4 separate regions of the Homo sapiens genome follow, and regions 1, 2 and 3 are each linked to region 4. A link is a loop called in an ENCODE intact Hi-C map of the cell type or tissue named here. Cell type or tissue: HCT116. All regions are shown on one strand.

The links. Hi-C counts contacts between places; a loop is a spot of excess contacts. Peaks named below come from ENCODE experiments on the same cell type or tissue, not always from the same donor. Only the 100,000 strongest peaks of a DNase experiment are listed, where the experiment ranks them.
Region 1: a loop joins it to region 4, with 12 times the contacts of the local background. A loop is called at or near these places in 29 of 110 quality-filtered maps.
Region 2: it touches region 4 in a loop (18-fold over the local background); 16 of 110 quality-filtered maps call a loop at or near these places.
Region 3: it touches region 4 in a loop (4-fold over the local background); 12 of 110 quality-filtered maps call a loop at or near these places.

Annotation. Positions count from the first base shown.
Region 1 is chr6:142,109,677-142,114,676 of GRCh38, reverse strand. All of the region lies in intron 1 of NMBR (neuromedin B receptor), which reads left to right. Among named protein-coding and RNA genes, the nearest start is that of GJE1, 21 kb to the left of the region's middle. In HCT116, a CTCF peak has its summit at 2,037 (motif pointing right); a DNase peak (open chromatin) is centred at 2,056.
Region 2 is chr6:142,205,043-142,210,042 of GRCh38, reverse strand. All of the region lies in intron 7 of VTA1 (vesicle trafficking 1), which reads right to left. Among named protein-coding and RNA genes, the nearest start is that of LINC02919, 52 kb to the left of the region's middle. RefSeq lists a silencer at 2,297-2,591. In HCT116, a CTCF peak has its summit at 2,445 (motif pointing right); a DNase peak (open chromatin) is centred at 2,472.
Region 3 is chr6:142,043,049-142,048,048 of GRCh38, reverse strand. LOC107986654 (a long non-coding RNA gene) reads right to left here. Exons shown (of 3, transcript XR_001744394.2): 3 at 1,992-2,073. Among named protein-coding and RNA genes, the nearest start is that of GJE1, 87 kb to the left of the region's middle. In HCT116, a CTCF peak has its summit at 2,434 (motif pointing right); a DNase peak (open chromatin) is centred at 2,468.
Region 4 is chr6:141,986,764-141,991,763 of GRCh38, reverse strand. All of the region lies in intron 1 of LOC105378031 (a long non-coding RNA gene), which reads left to right. Among named protein-coding and RNA genes, the nearest start is that of GJE1, 140 kb to the left of the region's middle. In HCT116, a CTCF peak has its summit at 2,322 (motif pointing left); a DNase peak (open chromatin) is centred at 2,283; H3K27ac peaks cover 484 bases.

The sequences.
Region 1 (5,000 bases), 120 kb before region 4:
GACACAAATACATTTTTATTTATATTTGGCTGAAATGTTTACTGATGTTCATTATCAAGTCAATACGTCATGTAAATGTTAATGGTACCACATTTCTTGAACCCTGATGTTATTTTCCTCTGCTGTTGACATCAGCTAGGCACATGCTGACATGAAATAAATATGAGGAATATAGGAGTCTCATATTAATACCCTGACTTTGATTTAAAGTTATGACAGGTTTTGAGAAAGACATTTATTAGCATGATCCATCATTCTCATTCAATTACTGAAAAAATTTTCTATTTCCTGAAAGAAAATTTGTGAAAAAGTATTAGATTACCAACCACAAAAATGTCAAAACCACCTAGTTATTTAAAAAAAATGAAAAGAAAAAAAGGTGATAGAGATGATTATCTCACACAATAGCAAAGAAAAAGGCATTAGCCTTGACCCATGGAGATTGCCTTCAAGGCATAAAGGTAATTTATTTTTCCAACCTGGGCTCATTCAAATCCTCTTTTCTGGCAATATTGCTCCAGGTTATATGCAGTGGGCCAAATTCATATCAGTCTTTTAACCTCTCCAGAACACTTTGCAGCTGCATGTATATATAGGCTTTGAGTGGCGCTTTTCCTATTTTGTAATTGGGCTCTTCATGCTGAGAAACCCCTGGGGGATTGGGGGATGGACATAAAGATGCCACGTAGGGGGAATTGGGCAAAAGGATGATTTCTGTTACACATTAATATATTTGCATGTGGGAAGTTGGATTGACTTCAATATTTTGGCTACATTTATATTTACAAAATGTCAAAGCCTAGTCTATGAAAAGGTAACATTTCAGGCAGTTATCTTTTATGTTTATGACAATCATTTAGAGGTTTACAGATAAATATCTGTAAATAAATATCTGTAAATAAATATCTGTAAAGCAACTAAATAGTTGCTTCCAAATTTGGTAAGGCTGCTTGATATTCTTGTCTATTGTGGATAAGAAAACATTCAAAGTGAGCATCATTTGATTCTTGAAAGCTTGTGTTCCACCTGCACTATGTATATGATAGAAAGACTAAATGTAGTGAATATATTTATTCAGATACATGGAATCACTTCATTTTTATTTTTAATTATTTTATATTGTTTTATTATTTCAGTCAAGACCTACAGAAAGGTGATGAAAGAGTCAAAGCTTGTGAGAGGAACATCTCTTATATAGAATAAATCTATTTTATAAACCTCACCAACAGTTGAATGTCAATAAACTTGATACTTAACCACATTAAGTTCCTCATGCGATTCATGAATCCTTTAGCAGTTTCAGCAAAACCAGAAGTTTGAATCACCAACTTTATTTTTATTAATGAAGTCTTCATATGCCACTCTCAGTGTGTATGATTCAATCTATTTTCAGAACTGAAAAATAAATATGACTTTAGGCTATAAAATAGCTTGTCTATTTTATAGGAATGAGAAAACAATATAAAAGAGATTCTAAATCATATAGTGTAGAAAATTTCCATCCTTTGAAAGTATATATTTCAGCTTTTCCAAATGCTAAGCTTAATTGAGCCTAAAAGTAGCATCTAGCATGTATCATAAATTTAGTTGTAGCATTTAAAAAATTTTTGAAAAAAATTATAAAATGAAAATGCTATTGCATTATGGAATAATGCTTTTACATTTTTTAATGTTTTGTGGTTCCCAAGGATTTTTCACATAAATTATTTTGTATAATTTTTGTTATAACTTTGTGAGATGGGTAAGGCAGGTATGGCTTAATAATATTTGCTTTTGTCAATGTAAATCCTCTTTTAATCAAATTAATTATCATATTTATATAAATGTAATTTATAATTAATTCTTTTTCTGACATGACATTCACTGCTCTGGTAACTGTACCTATACTTAAATAGCATTGATGAAAATAAAAAGCTGGAGATGTAATCATTCTATTGTCATCCTTTTGTTACTTTGATTTGGTTCCTTCTGCATTTTCAGCCAGTGATTTTTAACTGAGATTTACAAAATGTGACCAGCACTCAGTAGGTGGCGCTAACGAGACGTACAATATCGAATTGTCAAATCCTATTGCCACAGAGGATTTATTACTGAGTTTAGAAATAAGGATGTTGGGAGTAAAGGCAGGCTGATTGTACTGTCTCTCATTTGAGGAGTGCAGATGCCACATCAAATTATTTGAGAGATTTATCCAATCCATGCTTTATATTAATTTGAGCATAATGTTTATTGTTTCTTGTCTACTTCATAATATTTGAAAAAAATAAAGCATCTTTTTCCACTGAAAACTAAGCCTAGTTGTTCACCTATATGAAGTGCTTTCCTGACATATGCTGCAATAGGAGAAAAACTAGATTACATTGTGGTGATTCTGTTAAACATGAAATATCGAATGCAAATGAGATTCTTGGGAGCTACTAATTGCTTAGAAATTAGAATCCTGCTTATCTTTGAAAAATACCTAGCAGGTTATTTACCAGTTTCCCATTCAGGCCAAGTGTTCCAACTTTAAAAATTACTATTTTCTTTTTCATTTTGCCCATGCTGGTCTCGAACTCCCAGCCTCAAGCGATTCTCCCGACAGCCTCCCAAAATGTTGGGATTACAGGCGTGACCCACTGCACCCAGCCAGAAAATTACTATTTTTTTACTCTGTTAAACATTTGGAATGAAAATCAGATGTATTGTGGCAATTAAATAGATATTTTGAATAAGCAAATGCTACTTAATTAGAAAGGGTTGAAGTATTTGCTTACCTTTTCAGTTTAAGAATTAAGCTACAAACATGACATTCACTTTTGGGTTGGGGAGTGCCCTGATGGTTCCTGAACAAGTTATTTGGGAGCCATCTTACCAAGAAAGAAACAGCTACATTTTAAATGGGAATTCAGAGGCGTTTACTTAGAGCGTACTGATGCACGTTCTCTGGTCACCTTTCTATACAGATTAAATCAGCATTGACATTTCTCGTAGCCTAAGTTTTTCACTATTCAATTTTCATCCAGTAAAAACCAATCTCATCTCAGTTCTATGTTTCAATTTGCATAAAATGATTTATTCACTTTTTTATAATCCTATTTGAAACCGGTGGGTGGATAAAACTATTTTAAAGAAGTTCCCTCAAATACGACTAAGGTTAAGAGACAAATACATAAGTGACAAGCTAGTGGTTTTTTACAAGTAATATTAATAATTGGAAAATTCCGAGAAATCATATTATTATGTAACCAAAGCAACTTTTCTCACTAAGAAAATCATTTAATTTTGTTTGGGTTCCAACAAATCAGAAATTATGATTGTTGTACTCATTGCCCCTTGCTAATATAAATGACCTCTTCTTAGGTAACAGGTTTTGTTGTGTAGGGTGGTATAAAGGCTAAGCCTGTGTCTCAGTGATTTCAGTGTGTAAGACATTGGGTATGTCTTTTTTTTTTTTTGAGTTGGAGTCTCACTCTGTTGGCCAGGCAGGAGTGCAGTGGCACGATCTCTGCTCACTGCAACCTCTGCCTCCCAGGTTCAAGCAATTCTCCTGCCTCAGACTCCTGAGTAGTTGGGAATACACGCGCATGCCACCACTCCTGGCTAATTTTTGTATTTTCAGTAGAGACAGGATTTCACCATGTTGGCCAGGCTCGTCTCAAGCTCCTGGCCTCAAGTGATCCATGCGCCTTGGCCTCCTAAAGTGCTGGCATTACAGGTGTGAGCCACCGCACGCAGCCAGTATGTCTTATTTGATCTATGTCTAATTCGATTTTATTTTGATCAAAGCTATTAAAGACACTGATGTAAACTATATTACCCATTTAGAAACCTCCATAGTTAGGGGGGTTCTCATAGATTTTCTATAAACGAATTTGGCAGTTAAGATGAAAAGCTGATGATCTGGGCAGGTCCTCCTCCACTTCCTTCTCTTTCTTCCTTTAGTTAACACCTTTGTTGATATATAATTCATATCACATGCCATTTACCCATTTAAAGTGTACAATTAAATAGTTTTTGGTATGTTCACAGAGTGTACAACTGTCACCACGGTAAGTTTAAAAATATTATCACCCTCAAAAGAAAATCCACATCTGTAAGCATTTCCCCCCAACTCCCCTAGTCCTAGGCAACCACTAATCTTTCTATCTCTCTAGATTTGCCTCTTCTAGCATTTCACATAAATTTCATGCACTCCATTTCATATAAATGTAATCATACAATAGTGATCTTTCAAAATTAGCTTCTTTTACTTAGCATAATACTCTCAAGATACATCCATATTATTGCTTATTGATTCTTTTTTAATGCCATCCAATATTCCATTGTATGAATTTAACATGTTTTATTTAATCCATTCATTAGTTGATTGGACTTTTGGGTTGTTTCTACTTTTTGGCTATTATGAACAATTCTGTGATGATGTGTATATAGGTTTTGTGTAGACATATATTTTTAATTGTGTTGAGTATATACCTAGGATTGAAATTGCTGGATAATGTAGTAATTTTATGTTTAGCCTTATGAGGAATGGCCAGACTGTTTTTCAAAGCGGCTACACCACTTTAAATTTCCACTAGCAATGTATAAGGGATTGAATTTCTTCATATGCTTGCCAACACTTTTTTTTGTGTCCATCTATTTGGTCGTAGCCATCTGTCTTAGTTCATTCAAACTGCTATAACAAAATACCTTAGACTGAGTAACTTATAAACAAGAGCAATTTATTTTTCGCAGTTCTGAAGTCTGGGAAGTCCAAGATCAAGGAGACTCGTGGTGTCTGGTGAAGGCTCATATCTATATATGGTGCCATTTTGCGGCATCCTTACATGTGGGAAGGGGCAAATAAACTCCCTTGGGCCTCTTTTATGAGGGCATCAATCCCATTCATAAGGTTTCTACCCTTATGACCTAATCACTTCTCAAAGGCCCCACCTCTTAATACAATACCCCTAGGAATTAGTTTTCAATGTATGAATTTTAAAAGAGTAACAAACATTCAGATCGTAGCATTTCATCCC
Region 2 (5,000 bases), 220 kb before region 4:
TGTTTTGGTTATCATAGCTTTGTAGTAAATTTTGAAGTCACATAGTGTGATGCCTTTAGCTTTGCTCCTCTTGCTCAGTTTTGCTTTTACTATTCAGGGTCTTCTATCATTCTACATAAATCTTAGGGTTCTTTTTTTTGGTAAAATGTCATTCTGTGAAGAATGTCTTTGGCATTTTGATAGGGATTGCACAGAATCTGTAGATTGCTTTGGGTAGTATTGTCATTTTAATAATATTAATTCTTCCAATCCATAAGCATGGAGTATCTTTCCATTTTTTATGTGTCTACTTCTATTACATTTATCAGAATTTTTTATAGTTTTTCTGTTATTAATATATACACAATGGAATATTATAGTTAGTTATTAATAACTAACTTCTTTAGTTAGATCGGTTCCCAGGTATTTTTTTTTGTATTTGTATTTTTTGTATTACATTTTTTGTATTACATTCAACAGAATTTTATATAGTTTTTCTTAGTTATTAATATATACACATAGTGTATATATACAATGGAATATTATAGTTAGTTATTAATAACTAACTGCTTTAGTTAGATCGATTCCCAGGTATTTTATATTTTTTTGTATTACATTTTTTGTATTATGTTCATCAGAATTTTATATAGTTTTTCTTAGTTATTAATATATACACATAGTGTATATACACAACGGAATATTATAGTTAGTTATTAATAACTAACTTCTTTAGTTAGATCGGTTCCCAGGTATTTTATATTTTTTTGTAGCTATGGTAAATGGGATTGCTTTCTTAATTTGATTTTCAGATTATTTGCTGTTGGTGTATATAAATGCTACTGATTTTTGTATGTTGATTCTGTATCCTGTAACTTCACTAAATTTATCAGTTCTAACGGTTTTTTGGTGGAGTCTTTAGGTTTTTATAGGCATAAGATGTCTTTAGGTTTTTATAGGCATAAGATCATGTCATCTGTGAGCAAGGCTAATTTGACTTCTTCCTTTTCAATTTGGATGAACTTTATTTCTTTCTTTTGCCTAATTGCTCTATTCTCTATACTATAAAATTGCTCTATACTAAAAAATTATATACATAGTATTAATTCTACCAGTGGATTTTACACCTTGAAATGTTTTCTTCTGCACATTAGTGTTTTCTTTCAGACTGAAGAACTCCCCTTAGCTTTTCTTGCAGGATGGGTCAGCTTTTGTGTCTGGGAAAGACTATATCTTTCCTTCATATTTGAATGACAATTTTGCTGGACACAATATTCCTAGATGACAGTTTTTTTTTAAAATGTTCCAATACCTACTGGCCTGTTGAGAAGGCTGTTGCCAGACGATTTGGAGCTCTGTTATATGCTATTTGCTTCTTATCTCTTGGTGTTTTAAGGACTTTCTCTTTGTCCTTGGCCTTTAGCATCTGATTACTACATGCCTTCAGGTAGTCTTATTTGGGGGTTGAATCTGTTCGGTGTTAAAAGACCTTCCTGTACCTGGATATTTATATCTTTCTCAAGTTTTGGGAAGTTTTCTGTTATTATTTCTTTGAATAAGCTTTCTACCTCTCGCTCAGCTCCCTCTTGAACATCAATGGCTCTTAGATTTGGTCTTCTGAGGTAGATTTCTATATCTTGTAGCCAGTCCTTTTCATTCTCTTTTTTTCCTTCTTCTGACTGTGTATTTTCAAATAGCTGGTCTTTGAGCTCACTGATTTTTTTCTTCTGCTTACTTCATTCTGTTGTTGAGAGCCTCAAAAGAGTTCTCCAGTTCAGCAAATGTATTTCTCAGTTCCAAGATTTGATTTTTTTTGAAAAATTATTCCAATATCTGTCAAATGTCTTTATTGCTTTTCTGTATTATCTTAGAGGTCAATGAGTTTTCTTAAAATTGTTATTCTGAAGTCTTGGTCAGAGAGCTCACAAACTGCTGTCTTGTTAGGGTCAGTTTTGGGATTTTTTTTTTTTTTTTTTTTTTTGATGGAAGTCTCACTGTCACCCAGGCTGGAGAGTGCAGTGGGGAGATCTCGGCTCACTGCACTCTCCGCCTCCCAGGTTCAAGCGATTCTCCTGCCTCAGCCTCCCAAGTAGCTGGGATTATAGGCATGCACCACCATGCCTGGCTAATTTTTTTTGTATTTTCAGTAGAGACAGGGTTTCGCCAGGCTGGCCAGGCTGCTCTTGAACTCCTGACCTCAGGTAATCTGCCCACCTCAGCCTCCTAAAGTGCTGGGATTACAGGCTTGAGCCACAGTGCCCGGCCAGGATTTTTGCTTTGTCCTTTTGAGAAGGTCATGATTCCCTGTTTGCTGTTGTTTCTTGTGGGTCTTTCCTATGTCTTTGCACTGGAAGAATTAGTTATTTATTCCAGTTTTCTCTGTCCAGCTTGTTTTGGTTTTTATTGCATATATTTGCTCAACAAATCTTCACTGCTAGGTCGCTACCTCCTTTTCAGCTCTAGGTGGCGCCATAAGCCCAGGTTTGCCTCAGCTCTAGTAAATGTTTGGAGCGCTGAATGTCCCAAATGGATTACACTGGCAGTGTGGGAAGGCAGGCTAGGTAGGGGTTTGTGCCTACAGGACCTGGGAAATGTACCTCCTACAGCATGGTACTGCTGAACAGCCATTCTGATTTGGTGTCTCCTTTGGCCAAGTTGCACAGTGAAGTTTCTGGGGCTGGGAATAATAGTCTCTGCTGGTCTTCAGTGATATTTTCCCTGCAGGCAGTCATGATGCTACCTGTGGGTTAAGGCAAGGACAGATCTCCTGCCAGGGAACCCAAGGAGGTGGGGAAGATGGTTGACCACTTCAATTTTACTTCTTTCAGTGTAGAAATTATGAGGTGGGGGAGATTTTCTGTGTGGGCATAAGGGTAGGGCAGAAGCATCATGAAAGTGGAAGTCTGATTCTCCTACTGGAGTTTTTCCACTTCTCTGTGGCCCCAGGAACTATTTCATCCTCATACTTGGGCTCTGGGTTGTTGCTGGTGTCAATCTCAGTGCTGTATATTTGTTTTTCGTTTTCTGTTGGTGGGGAATGAAGCCAGTATGCTTCTACACTGCCATTTTGGAACTGGAAGTCCCTAGTTTTGGAGTTCAAATTTAGGCATCAGAACCATTTTGAGTTAAATTTTGAGATGAGTGGAAGGTCTGTGTCTAGATTCACTTTTTTTGCTGTATGTGGCTGTCCTGTTACGCCAGCACCATTTATTGAAACGAGTATCTTTTTTCAATGGTGTTCCCTTTGCTCCTTTTGTCAAAGATCATATGACTTTTTCTGTATGGGTCTATTTTTGGACTCTGTCTCACTGATCTATTTGTCTGTTCTTCTGCCAGTACCATACTATCTAGATTACTGCAGATTTGTATTATGTTTTTAAGTCAGGTGGTGCCAGTCCTCCAACTTTGTTCTTCTCCTTCAGTACTACGTTGATTATTCTGGGTCTTCTGCCACTCCATATAAACTTTAGATAGTTGGAGTTCATATGCACCAAATAACTTGCTGGGATTTTGATGGGAACTGTCCATAATCTATAGACCAAGCTGGGAAGAACTAACATCTTGAGAATACAGTCTTCTTATGCATGATCACGAAATCTCCATTTATGTAATTCTTTGACTCTTTCATGAGCATTCTGTAGTTCTCCTCATATAGATCTTGTAATGTATTTTGTTACATTTATACCTGAATATTTTTGGTGGAATGCTAATGTAAATGGTATTTTGTTTTTGATTATTGTATTTATGTAAATACAAACACAATGGCAAGTGTATTTAAATTTCAAATCCCACTTGTTTTGTGCTGCTATGTGGAAAGCAATTAATTTTTGCATATTAATCATGTATACTGCAATCCAGTTACAATTGCTTATCAGTTCTAAGTGTATTTTTTGATTGATTCTTCCAGATTTTCTACAGACCATCATGTCATCTATGAACAAAGACAGTGTTATTTTTTCTTTTCCTATCTTTATAGCTTTTATTTCTTTTTCCTTTCTTACTGCACTAGCTAGGATTTTCAGTATGATGTTAAAATGTCAGTGTTGATATTTATATTTCATTCTGAGTGAAGTACTCTATGTTTTGTCATAAGCCTTTTACCTTTTGAAGGAGAATGTTCTTTGTGTCTAAGTCAAATGAAATCCTTTTCTTTTATATTCCATAATTCTATTACTGTTCAAAATCATGGCATATTTTTGTTTGCTTCCAAACTGAGATTTCTTGTATAATATCAAAATTAGATGTTTTAGTTCACTTTTTTTTCTTACTGGCAGGATTCTAGGGCATCTTATCTATGTCTTTCATATTCTGAAGCTCCTATTCTATATATTAAATGAAATCCATGTTATTTTTCTTAAAGGAGGGGAGTTCTCCAATTTCCTATTCTAATTTTGGAGCAATTGCTTTCCAAGCAGGTGGGAAAGCTATCATAGAATCTTTCTTCTTTGGAGTATCTAAAGAAGTATATTTCACCCTTTCTTATATTTCATATTTCTATTTTGCTTGATTACCACCCTTATCTTGATGGAGTACATCCTGAGTTAAGTTCCTTAAAAAAGGTATGTGCTAGGCAAAATGTGAGAGTTCTTACATATTTAAAAATTATTTTGCCCTAACACCTGCCTGACAGTTTAGATAAAGAATTCTAGGGTTCTGGTTCTAGATGGTAGACTAAGCATATATAATTAACTATTCTTCCTTCTGAAACCATAATGAAATGATAAAGTAACACAGAAGGAAATAAATCCACAAAATTAAAAAGGAGAAGAGAAAGAATGAAAAAAGTGAAAAGAGAAAATTGACAAGAGATTTAAAGAGCATCTCCCTAAAACTGTGTAACAAACTGCCCAGGCAGTGCTAGAACTCTTAAGGTAGGTATGATATCCAGCTCACCCCTAAAAGGCTCTCCTCATTCCATGGTTGAGAGGCAGGAAGGCTTATTGGCCAGTTCCCACTCATACAGGGAGAACAGAAAATTCAAGCTGAAAAACACACTGGCAGACATTAACAGAGGAAACTAAATA
Region 3 (5,000 bases), 56 kb before region 4:
ATCTCTTCTGCCCAAGGTAAAAGAAACTTTCACATTTATATAACCAAGTTTATTTCCTTTATAAAACTTGTCTCAGTATCTAGGCTTTTTGTTTATTTATCTATTACCTTGTCTATGGTCTGTTTTCCTCTGCAATGTGAGTTCCGTGTGGGCACAAATCTGTTCTAGTATGTGCATAGCTCTATCACCAGTGCCTGATATGTGGACCGAGATTTAGTAGCTGCTCAAGTGTTTATAGAATTTGTGAATGAAAGGGTAAATAAAATAAATTAGGTAGCTGACTCGAATTAAACAGAGAGTTGTAATATTTTGATAAATGCATTAGAAATCTCAAGAAATATATAAATAATGAGAGGGCAAGGATTGAGTTTTCCCTGATGCTGAGTGATCAGAAGAGGCATGAAGAGCTGGTTGTATTTAAGTAGGGCCTTGAAGGATAGTTAGAATTTAATAAGTGGAGATATGGGAGATATATAATTGTTAAGCCTTGGGAATGGTGATGAGTCCGTTTTGGCTGGAGCATAGACTTCCCAAATGGAATTGAGGAAATAAGACTTAGAAGGCAAGTTGGTGGCAGAATGCATGCTTTGAAAGGGACACTAAGACAAGGTTCTGTGCTGCAAGTTAAGTACAATTGTTGACTTAATAAGAATTGTTTCTTTAGGTGACTACTATGAAAGTAGCATGTACAGTGGTTTGTAGAAGGAAGAAGTTGTGAGGAAAACAAGTTAGAGATTATTGCCTGGAACAATACAGATGATAGCTGGGAGAACCTGAACTAGGGTATTGGAGTGAGAACTGAAGAAGATGGTGAATGCAAAGGATAGTTTAGCAATAAATTGAACACACAGAGTATTCAATATGATATATAGAATTTTACTAGGTGCTTATTTTTTACTTTAATCATTGCTTGTCTATAAAATTTATGGCTGGTACAATTAACTCTTTTATTGAGAAAATCTGTGAGGTGGAAAATTACTTGAGCTGGAAAGAGAGCAAGGGCACTCTGACCAATTCTCAAATTTCAGAGAAAGAGAAACTTGAAATCAACAGAGTACAGAGAAATATAGTAACATAACCAATTGCAGAGAAATATCTTTAGACATGGAAGGTAAACAAACCAGATACACTTAACAATGGATCAGAGTTGGGGATTTATACTAGGACAGAATGTCACACTGATCATAAAGCCAAGATCAGTGGCTGATTATAATATTCCAGCTCTCCTCTTGTGGAGACAATAATCCGGGAAGAAGACTTTAAAGATCCATTTTGGTCTTTTTCAGATTTGAGACAAATAGTGGTAATATTGTTGAAATAGAATCAATAATGATGTATTACTACTATCTTTGCATATTATAATGTTACATAGTTATTTAAGTTAATCAATTATTAAGCAGATTCTAGCTCACTTTTGGGGGCAGGCTACACATAGTCTTTAATTTATAAATTAAGGTTTTCACAAAACCTTTCATTTATTCAAGTAATTATTTGTGTGCCTAATTTTGTAAAGAATAGATATTGCTACAATAAACTATTCTGGTAGAATAAACATCTGCATTATACATTTAAAATTTAATGTAATATTATGTCTGTAATAATAAGATAGTGTTGAAATATATCCAAATTCTAATTATATTAATGTTAACTCTTTTTAATCTTTGATTTGGCTGAATCTTAAAATTTTATTCTGATTATTATTTGCTATTCACATCCAGTATTTAAGTTTCTTTATCAACTATGCATACATTTTAATCAGCTCTTGTTGAATGTTAGAGTATAGTTCAATTCTATTAAATAATGCACTCTGCCATTAAATTCACCTCGCAATGATGTTGCCTGTTAAATATGGTGTTTTGGAGAAAATCCATATTACTGAACATTCACTTGTGACATGAATTATCTTCTGAAGATGGTGTTGTGATTCAAGGACATAAGTTATTTGGACAGCTCTTACGGTAACTCTGTTTTACTCTGTAACACCTCATAACTCACTGCTGTCAGCTGTAAAGGGTGGGAGGAAGTCTCCAGATCCTATATGCCCTCTTCCATTAGTCCTATTTCTGTTCGTTCCTACAAGAGAAAAACACTGTAATAGTAATCACTGGTGAAATCTCCCTTGAACTGCACAACCCATGTTTTGAATTATTTTGATTCTAAAACGATTAAATAACCCCTTGAAAGAAGCAGAAAGATTTTGATCCTTTCAGAACCCAATGTATTTCTCTTCCAAGTTTCTGGAATAAACATTTATATTAAGACATCCTCACTTCTGCATGTTCCCTTTGGGACAAATGGCTTATTTGCAAGTTGATGATGTCACCCAAGAACTGTCTGATCAGGTACTATGTCATGCTTTGTTAAAAAACAGCAGGTGAAAAAATGAGGATAAAAATCTTATGATTACAATGTAGAATTGGTACAATTATCAGTCATTTCAGACAAATGCCAGAAGATGGCAGTCCTATTTGTTCAGGACTTTATGAATTTTGCAAGACCCATGAGTGCTCTTTGGTTTCAACATGATCATAGATCATGGAGAAACCCAGAAATTAGTTTTTGTTACTATAGAAACCAAACGGAATAACTGATTTTTTTTTCTTTTTAAAGAAATGGTCTCCAAAATTAGGTAAAAACAACAAAGGGTGCTAGAAAATAAGCGCTGGTAAGTAACGCAGGAACAGAAGATGAAACACCACGTTCTCACTCAAAAGTGGGAGGTGAACAATGAGAACACATGGACACAGGGAGGGGAACAACACATACTGGGGCCTCTGCAGGGAAGGGGGCAGTGGAGGGAGGGAGAGCATCAGGAAAAATAGCTAATGCATGTTGGGCTTAATACTTAAGTGATGGGTTGATAGGTGCAGCAAAGCACCGTGGCACACGTTTACTTATGTAACAAATGTGCACATCCTACGCATGTACCCCAGAAATTAAAAATTAAAAAAGAAAGAAAGAAAGAGAAAGAAAGAAAATAAGTGCTAGGGAAAACAAAACTTTTTTTTCTGCTTATTGCTGCGTTCTGAAATCCTTGAGTCTGTTATGTTATTTTGGATAGACAGTTCCTTCTATTAGTTTTTTTCTTAATGGAAATATATAAAGTTGGTTTTTGAAATTTCCTATTGCTTTGAAACAAATTAAATTAATTTGTACTGATGTAAGTGCAATAAATATCCAAGTAATAGGAAAGTAAAATGATTTGTTTCAGTACATGAATTAGACCAAGATATTTTTCTGCTTTTTAGTTGAGTATACAGGATTTTAATGCAAAATAGTCTAAAAGAGTGCAATATATAGAAAACAACATTGTCCTGCTTCCTCCTTCCTATCAATTCAGATAAATTTGCAATTGATTTCATTGAATTTATTTACTCTGGCATCTGCAAGGTAGACTGATGATTTTTGACTACTCAAATAAATAGTTTCAAAAACATTAGGGCACTCAGACTCTCTCTTTGTATTTAGGACTTGATGGTGCCTATGGTTTATTATATTTTAGTTATACATGAAATCTACTAACCAGTGAGCATAAGCAACACATACAAAAACTGCATTTAAATAAAGCACACTTCTTCTGTGTCCTAGGAGTAAAAACTGTTTGCCTATGAACAGTGATAATACATGAGGACGAGATGTTCTGCAGGATAATCAAGATGGACTAGTTTAAATGAGCTGTAAAATTATTACTTTCTGCTTGATTCCCAGCCTCTAAAAACCTCTTTTAGCCTTACCTGGAAAGCATGACCCCTGATCCAATGCCTGGATTCATACCAGTGTTATCCATCCGGGCATTTTTGTCCTTGCTGGTGATATCCCTTGGACAATAGTCTGGGCAACTAGGTTTTCGACTTTTCTTAAAACCCATATTCATTGAATGCCCTTCTTATCTTACTTCAGCTCCTGCCTCATACCATAGCTCTTTTTTAGGTGAGCTAATATCTCTATTCCTTAATACTAAGTCACTGCATAAATCTAGCTACTGCTTTTCTAGGGAGACAAGAACCCTGGCCTCGAACCATAACGGGTTGCTAGGAGCCTGCTATCTGATGACTGATCTCCTGTATATCCATTGTGACTGCCTTTTCTTTGAGGACTGCCCCTGTCCACACCTCTCCTTGCACATCTTTTGAGACTGATGCTCCTACCGCCTTGGTTACTCATGGTCTCACTTAGACTGTGATCTGGTGTCACAAATAGACCCTTGCCTGTGGTTTGCTTATTTACTGAAAATTGCCATTGTAACTGTGACTTACTGTGCTCTTCAGTCTACCCACAACTCCTATGCAGTACTCCTATCCGGAATTTGGCTTTGCATCTTTGTGGTGGGAATGCGACATAATGGTGTGTTACTGCACATCTCTTCCGTCTTCTGCCACATCACATTGGCCACAGAGGGAGTGTTTACCCCATGTAAATTAGCAAGGTCTACAAACCAGGGCTTTCCTCTCCCCACAGAGAACAGGTATGAAACCCTTACCAGAATACCACCAGCACTCAACCTTTACATGTCCCACACTGTCCTCTCCCTGGAAGTGGTCCCTTTGCCAGCGTTATCGCAGATAATGTCAACCATTCACTCAGGTGTTCAAGCCAGAACCTTGAGAGCAATCTGTGACATTCACCTGTCAAGAGTTCTGGACTCTGCTTTTTTCCTTCTCTGCTGTCTTGTCTTTACTATAGCAACTGCTTCTTGGCATCCTCCACATTTCCTCTTCCTGAATCTATTTTCTACTCCATAGCAAAAGTGAGTTTTCCAAAGAGCAAGTCTCTCCCCTCTTGAAAGTTCTTCAGAGGTTTCTCTTAGAACAGGTTCTCAAAGTGCGTGTCTTTGAATCAATAGCATCAACATTTCCTGGGAATCAATTAAACCTGCAGATACTCTGCCCCCACCCAAAGCCTACTGTATCAGGAACTCTGGAGGCGGGTACCCACACTGCCTTAACAGGCCTTTCAGTTGATTTCGATGCACACTCAAGCTTGAGAACCACTGATTTGGG
Region 4 (5,000 bases):
GCCCATACAAATATTCAACTGATTTTTGACAAAACTGCAAAAGCAATTCAATGGAGGAAGGACAGTACATTGAAAAAATAGTGCTAGAGCAATTGGATATCCATGGACAAAAAAATAAATCTTGACCTAAATGTCCTACCTTATATATAGAAATTAACTCAAAATGAATTCTAAACTGAAATGTTGTAAAATGTAAAACTATAAAACTTTTAGAAAAAACAGAGAAGAAAATATGCAAAATCTAACGCTAGGCAAAGTGTTCTTAGGCTTGACACAAAAAGCACAATCTATAAAAGGAAAAAATTGATATATAAATTTTTTTGAAAATTAGATAGAGCTGTAAAAACCTTGCCTCTTGTGATACTGATTGTTGCTCTTTTTAGACTTTATACATTTTCCAAGTCATATCGTAATACCACCTAGATTTATTTACGTGTGAAGTTATTAAAAACTGTTATTTTGCTCAATTAAAAGCTCATTTTAAAGATTTCAAAAAAAATTCAAAGCAACTCAACATGCAACAGATAAAATAATTTGCTGTTAATTGGAGGAATTAATTAACTGTTAATTGAAGAAATTTTTTAGAAACTTTATTATCTTTAGACAGATAATATTGCTAATTTTCCACTATTAATAGATGCTGTGGCTAATGATTTCTACAGTGGTGTACATAGTCAATGTGTGAAACGTGCTCAAATGTGTATTTGATTATTTTAGTTGATGTTAAGAATCTTCTAGAATTTGCATAACTCACTGTGGTTGATCTGCAACCAACCCTAGAAACTACTATTTCAAATAGATTGCATTTTTAGGAGCTGGCATATTATTCTCTGATTAATAACATTCTGCTTTCAAGCCATTTAGCATCTGATTGAAAGGTTGAGAGAATCTACAAGAAACTTGCTTATGAGTTTGAAGTCCCATGCCTTTTTTAGGAAAACTAGCTTTACATAACCACAAAGTGTAATAACTTATTACTTCATAATGTTCTTTCTGAGTCCTAAAATGGTGCTAGTATTCTGTTTCAATTTTATAGCCCTTTGAGATGGTTGATTAATCTAGAATAGTATGGAAAACATGACAGCCAAATAGTTTTAAAACAACAGAAAAAATGTTGACTGTAATATTTTTCTTATATTGTTTTCTTTTTACAAGGGAATGTTCTTAAAAGCTTCCACACTGATAATAAAAGTCTTTATAAAACTGATGCTGTTTCTCACACTCCATTAAACAGCCCCTTTTATCTTTGAATATGATGTGAAAGCAAACTATTTATACTATGTTAACTTTAGTTTTTAAATTGCTTTTTGAAAATAAACATGAAAATAAAAATAAATATGTCTGAGACCCAAGAAATGGCCAAGCAAATGTAATTCATTTTATAAGGGTCATTAAAGCCTTGCATCTCTGTTGTATTGAAATAGCTAGCATCAGTGACAATCTAGAACATTGTAGCACATTGAATAATTAAAAAATTACCGCCGTGCCCAGATTAAGAAAGAAAAATTTGGTTTTCATCAAAGGTTAATATCCATGGAAAATCTGAAAACAAAATGTCCTTTCCTTTACTCATGTAATATAAAGGTTAATTTCAGGCTTGGAAATCATGAACATGTAGTCAATAATAATCAACTCCTTAAAACATCTTGATATGCACACCTAATAGCAACTTCTTGGAGCTGTGGAACATTCTTAACTTTCAATTCTTAATATGAATATTGATGAAATAATAAGCTATAAAAGGCCAATAGAAAGAAACTTAATGCATTTTAAAGGGTCAAATATCATCTTCAGTCACAGCAACACTAAAGGTATATCTTTTTCATTCTCAAGATCATAATATTCAACGCTTACTTATGTTAGGCTAATGATATATATTTTTGTAAAGAAAATGAATCATTTTGAAATCCTTCTGAGGTTGCTGTTTTGCTTCCTATCATCAGGACTGCCTTTAGCTTGCAGATTTCCATCAGAATGAGGAGAGAGGCCAGCTATGAAAAGAATTCTGTGAAGTCCCAATCAAAAGTGAAATGGCTTACATCAGAATGAAAATCAATGTATTGCCTCTTTCATTGAGAGTCTTGCCTCTCCCACAACACACATAATGCCAGCTATGCTAAATAGCACACTTAGTGACACAGTTGACTTATATTCTGGCTCAATGTCCTTAATGAGCATCAAGCTGTTAATAAACAGTTTGCAGCCACCAGTCAGGGATCCAGACTTTGACAGCATTGCTGCAATGGCTCATTGCTGACAAATCAATTGGTATTCAAACATCCAGGAAGCAACCAGCTACAAAAGCTGCTAAAAGTGTGCCCTCTGCTGGAATGGTGGAGGAACCTCATTCTCGTTTGGTAGTTGGGTGCTTTCTGAAATCTAATACAAGAATTCCACTGACTAATAAACTTTACTTCTGGGATCTGGTGCAAAAACATTGCTTGGGTTTTATAGTCATGCTTGTAGAACACTATTGTTGGAGCTCCACACAAGAGGAAGGTGAGGCTGGGTCTGGTTGGTCCCTTTAAAGACACCAAACCATATGCTACTTATGGTAAATGCATAAAAATTATGTTCAAAGGTCTCCTACTAGCATATTTTCTGTGTGGAGAACATGTTGAAATCCTCTGAGAGGGAACATTTCATTCTCAAATAAACAACAGAATTCTTCCTGTTGGAACTTGCTAGTTCCCATTATGACCCAATGGGGTTAGAAGGTATCTAATTATATGATAATTAATGGAAACATGGGCCGCAGAATCAGATAGAATCAGATAGCAGCAAGTCATTTCCTTTTTCCATTTTCACATGTGTGTGAATTTTAATATACATATATGACCATAAAGAACTAAGGCAAGTTAAAATGTTTCAGTAAACAAGTGTCGGAAATTATACATTAAATGAAGTATAAATAAACTTGTTCAACTGTTCTGGATAATGCCTGCTTTTGGATATTTTAAAACCAAGCAAATTTCTTATAATGGCAACTAAATGGTTTTTATAGATTTATTATCAAGTACATTTTATCCATTGACTATACTTTTCTAATTGAGTTCTTACACATGAAAGTACATATTTGTAATGTTGATTATGCTATCCCGGTAATGATTCTATTAAGATAAATTAACTATTTATAAAAATGATATTGGACTCACTGAAGTCAGAAGATGTGATTTTTATGCCCTGCTTTATCAAGTCACAGGACTAAGCTGGATCTCAGGTTACTCATTTATAAATGAGGAGATTGGCATAGTTGATATTTAAGCCTCTCCATTAAGCAATATATTGTGTGTTCACCTGGTCCACCGTGCTAGGTATTTGGAATCAGAAGATAAAATTAGAAAGAAACATTATACTTTATGAATCTTTCTCAGACTCTAAAATAGTATAATATTATAATACTTGTTAATGAATCTCCATTTTACTGCATTGTGATTTCTTTATTATCCTATGAAGTTAATTAAAAGCAATGCAAAGAATTCATTACTTTTTTTTACTTTAATGAAAGTGGTACTGAATATAGAAAGTAGAGATTTAGAGGTTAGATTTGCAGCTAAGAAAACCATTAACTCATTTTCCTCTTCTCCCTCTTTATCGTTATTCAATGAGTGTGCCTCCAAAATTAGATTTGATTCAAAATCTCTTTATCTGTTGTGTGACCTTGGAGGAAATTCTTTTACTTTTCATGCTCAGTTTCCTCATCTATAAATAGGGGAGTATAATAGAGCTTGAGGAGCATCTAGGGCAGGTGAAATAAGACATTGTTTTGAAAAGCAGTTGGCTTGAAACTGTGTACTAGGCTCCTGGAAAATAGTGTTCATCAAAATTGTAATAGTCAAGTTTCCTTTTCTTCATCCCTATTGGCTCTGACCTTATTCATTTTCTTTTGCTTGATCTCCTCAGCTCTGATCTTCTGTATTTCAATCTATTTTCACATAAACATCAGAGATACGAATATTATTATATCACATATTTTCTTAAAACCTTCCATGCCTTTCATTATATGGTTGAAACCTCTGTCCCTATGCTCATTTCCAGAAACTCCCCACCCAGGCCTTATGGTCAACAGCCCTGTACTCCTTAGCAGGCTGTTTCTCAAGCATTGCTCCTCTCTATTTTGCCTTTATGTTCACGTTTCCCAATTTGTCTGCATCTTGTCTTCCCTTCTCCAAATAAGGATCAACTACTGCACAATGTAGTAAAATACAAATATTTTAGTATAATACCTTTGTATGCCACAAGATTTGTTGGAATAAATGTGTATGACTACTTTGTTTGATTTTGTTTTCTGAAGACATAAATAAAACAAAATCAAACACGGTAGTCACACACATTTACTCATAGTCAACATTCAGGGCTTGTTGTTTGGAAGTATTTGGGGAGATATTTGATAAGGAAATTCAATGTGATCAATAATCTCAAAAGCTCTAAATAAGCATTCTAAAATTTTATTCTGGAAACAGCTAGAAATTATTAAATAAGGTGCATAAACTATGTTGTCATGCTAATTGAACCTCTATGAAGTATTTTACTCTTCTGTTTTGGAGCAAAGAAAGTTAAATATTTGTTTTTCAAGGCCATTCACATTGATTTGTAAGTATGCATTCGTTTAGATGTGAGATCAACAATTAATACATTTTTGGCCACAGCTCTAAAATGTGATGGGAATGTAAAATAATTTGTCTTACCTGTATTCCTCATTCTCTGGGGGAAGGTGGGGGGAGGCCAACTATTTTTCAATTAGAGTAAACATTGGAATCAATTTCTGTATTCCTTATGCATTCCAGATTTTACTGCATTGATGGTTAAATTGTTATATATTTTTTCGAATTTCTTACTGCTAAAACTTAAATTAAAAATCCATCTTGATATTGACTGGATGGTACATATTTTCCAAATGCTCAAAGCAATAGTGATGAAGGGAGTGATGCAAAACCCCAGTGGGTCAAAGGAGCAGAGAGCCGTAAGCCAGGAGAACCAAAGGCACAGCTGTAAACCTG